Linked DNA regions of Mus musculus: region 2 is linked to region 1. A link is a loop called in an ENCODE intact Hi-C map of the cell type or tissue named here. Cell type or tissue: left cerebral cortex. All regions are shown on one strand.

Region 1 (2,500 bases):
ATATTTTATTAAGAGTAAAATTATTCTACAAATAGCACATATAAACTACAATTTATAAACTTTGAAAATATGCTATATACTAAAATTATTTAACTTTATACCCTATAACATTAACAAACTGAAATGTATAATTATGCAAGAATACTCAATGAAAGCGGAAGAGAACACAGAGAAAAATATTAATAATTACTACTATGTTAGTTGAGTTTCTTTTATTGTGATAAAACACCGTGTCCAAAAGACAGGAAATGGCTTATTTCTGTGTACATGTCCCTAACGTCTTCCATAATAAAAAGAGGTCAGTCAATGCAGGAACTCAAAGCAAGAATATCAAGGCAGGAACTATAGACAAGGCCATGGAAATTAACTGCTTATGGTCATGCTTGTGGCTTGCCCAATTTGCTTTGTTTTAGAACTCAAAACTATGTGCCTAGAAATGACGCAACCCACAGAGAGCAAAAGCCTAATCCTATGGGTATATTTCCTTCTTCAAGATTACTTCTTCCCTGAAGACCCAAGCTTGAGTCAAGTTAGCTTATACCCAGAACAATGCTATAAATTGATTTTCAGAAATATTTTTCTACTTGAATTTTTTGTTTTAATACATGTACTCCTGGAAGCTCTTCAAATCTTTTCCTTTAGGGGATTTGTGATAGTTTAAATATCTAGTTTAATAGTAATTATGATTACTGTAGCATTTCCTTCCATGTATGTTAAAACATGAAAATATAAATGTATTTCCTCCAGGTAATAGAAAATGCAATCTACTATTTTCAAAGTTTAATTTTGTATCCTTGGAGTAAGGGAAGAAGTTGACATGTTATCTTCTATACAGTCAAATTTATCCATTTCCCTATAATAAAAGTGTTTAAAATAATGACATATTAAATGTCTAAGAACATTTTATTAATAATTAATTGACACAATCAAGTACTTACTCAACTGAACTGAACATGTTTAATTCTAAACTATTTTTTGTCTTCAGCATTCCTCAATGTACATGTTTTGGGCTTTAAATGAGAAAATACCACCCTTGAGCAAACAACACATCCACTAGGTGGTAGTATGTCCTTTCTTATTTTACAGAATATACTTAATTTTAAATCATTTTCTTAAATATTTATTTTGAAGAATGCTGCTAGTTTACTTGAAAAACAAATTTAGAACAGTGTTAAATGTGTATTACTTTACTGTGCAATGTATGTTTATTTTTGTCATTTTAAAAATTTATATTTTATGCATCCTTATTGTGAATATTATAAGAACAATTACTGATGCAGTCTCACATTTTTAGATATTTTAGTGCTTAAAAATGTACACATGGTAAATTCTTGACATAAAAATATGACAGTTTTTATCATAACATATTAAAATATTTTCTACTTTGTCTCATGTATATTTTACACATTAACTGTTTATACTCTAGAAAAACCATCTTCAACCTAATACAAGCTAAGAATAGATTTGTTTGATTGTATACATGTTGTTGTTAATATTATATTTTGAAATAAAAATTCACAGGGAAGCAGAAAAGTAAACTCATAAACAGTATTTTATATAAAAAGTCATTGAACAATTAGTTCTTTTCTTTAGTTCATTCCCCAAACACTCTCTGTAAAAAAGAGATTAATTGGATGCTGTATTCAGTAATCAAACAAATATCAAATGCTTTTTACACCTTGTTCCATCTCTACCTTTTCAAACTGCTGGGTATATCATTCAAGAAAAGTTTATAATTTACATATTATAAATTATAAGAGTACACAACCAATTTGATTTTTTTAACTTGTCACTTTAGAAGTTTTGAAGTTTAAAAAGTCTGTTTGGAGATTTATTTTATTAAAATATTCTGAAATGCTCCAGGGTTCCAGGTAATGGCTGCATTGCTTAGATGCACTGCAGTAGTCAAGGCCTTGGCTTGATTCCTAGTGCACTGGGAATATGCATTCCGAAAACCAAAAATGTGCCACAGTTTAATTATAAAGATTTTCATACCATAATTATTCATGATGCTAAGACCTTGACACTTATTTTCTATCTTTTGCATAAAATATAAATCTTCATTATTAAGATATTTGAAGAAAAATAATCATAATTGATTTTAATATTTTTATTGATTATTTTGGAATATCATATAATATACCTTGGTTACCCTTACTTCCAAGTCCTCTCAGGTCTGGCCCCTCAACCTACTGCCAACACCCACCACCCCCAAAGAAAACCAGGTCCACTTTGCGTTGTCCATATAGTCAGTGGAGGATGGTCAAACTAGAGATGTCCAACCTCTTCAAGTAAAGTGAGACCTCCCTTATGCCCACCTGTGGCAGCAGCCACATCTATCATGCAAAGCTACACTTAAGAATCTAATCCTGTGTAGGTTGTTTGTTTAGGGTGGGGTTGGGTGGTGTTACAGAAGACTTCCATGTCTCTCTTTCTCTACTGTGAGTCTACAGTCATTGTCAATCACATGTGTTTCATGGGAATAGTAACAATTTTAAGA
Region 2 (2,500 bases), 1.3 Mb after region 1:
TGAAGTTAATAGGTCTTGTTAGCTAATTATGGGATTGGCATCCACTTAAGTTAGTTTTTTTTTTTTCACTTGAGCCATTTTCTTCCATTCTACTGTTGTGGTTCAAAACGTTTTGACTACTTAAAAGGGAATACATCATCGTTGTCTTTCCCCAGTCAAACTGCACACCACTTTCTCAAGCAATAGCTTCAATCATGCTTCATAAAATCCCCTGCAAGTATATTGTTGGAAACGTAAATCAGCCATTTGAGCTTTTAGTATTTCCAAGGCAAACCTGAGGGTCACTGTCTTGTAGGTTTTCATGGCTCCATCAAAAAAAAAAAAAAAAAAAAAAAAAGAAAGAAAGAAAGAAAGAAAGAAAGAAAAGAAAAAAAGAACAAACAGAAATGCAAGTTACACATGGTTCATTAAAAAAAGAGAAAAAAAAAATAGCTCCCAATGGTGTGTCTGATACTTGCGGCTGCACCCGTAATTAGAGAAGAAAACAGCAGCCTAGAGAAATTTAGACTCCTGGATAAGGATTTCTGTTTCCAGGCGTCTTTGACTTCCTTACAGCACATGGCACAGCGATACTACATGCTTGTTCACAGAAAAGCTGGTTCCCCCGGATACTCCACTAAGGGTGTCTGCATGGCATGCCACTGCACGAGACAGAGAGATCTTCTTTACAAAGATGCCATCCGTCTGTCCTGTTTCATTGACGAGGAATATGGGTTCCCCTGCAGGCAGGCTTCCTTGCCACAGTTCTCCTCTCTAACCACCCTGCGTGCTGATTATAAATCAGCTAAATCACAATTTCAAATACAGGCTACATCTAGAGACCCAAAGTGTATCTGCCTTTGTGCACTGTTTATGCCTAGCTACTTAAGCATTCCAACCTCTCCCCTTTCCCTGAATTCCAGCACACTTGGCATCAGCGATGATAAATGCACAGACTCTACAACTGGGATGATTTCCTCCAGACAGCGCATCAATCGGCACAAACTTGCCCCCATATTACTTCACACTACACTCTCCTAATTGCAATTGCATCTAAGTTAGATTTTTCAGACTGCCTTGTTTGAATTCAGAACTGCCTCTCCATGTTACAAATGAACAGTTAAACACAACTACCAACCCAACCCACCCACAAAATGACAGCTCTGTATCTTGTAGTGAACAAGTGTATGCTGATCTTTGCAAGAGAGGTGACTGGATTAATGAACAAGACTAATATGAGCTTCCGATGGATCTATCTGCAATTTTTTCTGAGACTGAAATATTACCCATCCTCTGTTAGGATGGCAGAAAGAGGCACTTTATAAATGAGAGCAATATCTAGCATGTGAATTTGTACTTCAGAACATAAAAATCTACATCCAATCGTGGTTCATCATTTCACTGTAGTTTCAGAGAAAGACAGAGAAAGGAAGTCTTTACATCCAAAATGCCAAGCCCTACTGAGGGATGATAGAAGGACAGTGGGTGCAAGAGCAGAAACAAGCATTTCTTGCTTAAAATGGAGTTATACCACCCCCTGCTGGAGCACATGAGCAACGCAGAAGCGGTGGGGAAAAATGCTTAGAATTGGATCTAGAGAACATATTTTAACTTATCTTGCATTTTATTAATTTCATAGAAAATGCCGCACAAATAATATGGCATTCCTGCACTTTCATGTAATAGGAGAATTATGGATATTACCTTTGCCTTTAAGACTTCCACCAGTGCATATTTTGGTATTTTGTCTCCCCCCAATTAAATGTCCAAACTTGTCTGGACAGTTCAAAACGTTTCAAATGATTGTGAATATATTTTATGTGAACGTAGACTATGGAAGGCAGAATGATAAATTCATAATGCCTATCATCTATATACAGATTAGCAAAGATTGCTTCAACCAATTGTCCCTAGGGCTATTCTAACACGTTTTTTCTCTCTCTCCCCCACCCAAATTAAAAAATAAATAAATAAAAAGCTCCCCAGTACTCCCAGTGCTCCCCAACCTTCCAAATCCCTTACAGGTGCAATTCAAATCGAATGATAGATCGTGTTCAGATTATGCTATATTCAAAGGAGGGGGGGTCACAATGAACGCCTGCAACACAACCCTAGTTTTAGCCATTTGCTGTTTTACAGCATCTATGGCCCCTGTTAGTTTCCAACATAAATAAGCCATCAAACGTTCACTTCACAGCCCACCCACCACCCCCCAAAAAAAAAAAAAACTGGTGTTGGGAAAGAAGAAAAGAATCTCTAAGAATTGAATTTCTTGCACACCACAGAGATTTTTGATAAACGACTTTAATGCTGGTAGTTTTTGCCTCTTCTGTAAAACATCACCATGCCCTTCCCTTCCGCAACCTCAGATATTTAACTGTGAATACACACCAACACACTCATCCAATTTCGGGTAATAAGAGAGAATAAGCCAAAAAAAAAAAAAAAAAAAAAAAATCCCAGAAGCTGGAGCAATTTTCCCTCCCATGATCTCTTTCACACCGACGATGCTTATCTCCAA

Evidence for each region. A loop is a pair of places that touch in the nucleus more often than their neighbours do. Peaks named below come from ENCODE experiments on the same cell type or tissue, not always from the same donor. Only the 100,000 strongest peaks of a DNase experiment are listed, where the experiment ranks them.
Region 2: a loop joins it to region 1, with 10 times the contacts of the local background. A loop is called at or near these places in 8 of 42 quality-filtered maps.

Annotation. Positions count from the first base shown.
Region 1 is chr16:82,520,331-82,522,830 of GRCm38, reverse strand. No RefSeq gene overlaps it. Among named protein-coding and RNA genes, the nearest start is that of Gm23355, 22 kb to the left of the region's middle. In left cerebral cortex, a CTCF peak has its summit at 1,049 (motif pointing right); a DNase peak (open chromatin) is centred at 1,042.
Region 2 is chr16:81,201,187-81,203,686 of GRCm38, reverse strand. All of the region lies in intron 1 of Ncam2 (neural cell adhesion molecule 2), which reads right to left. Among named protein-coding and RNA genes, the nearest start is that of Ncam2, 1.7 kb to the right of the region's middle. In left cerebral cortex, CTCF peaks have their summits at 738 and 1,523 (motif pointing left); DNase peaks (open chromatin) are centred at 762, 1,022, 1,501 and 1,975; H3K4me3 peaks cover 2,500 bases; H3K27ac peaks cover 2,500 bases.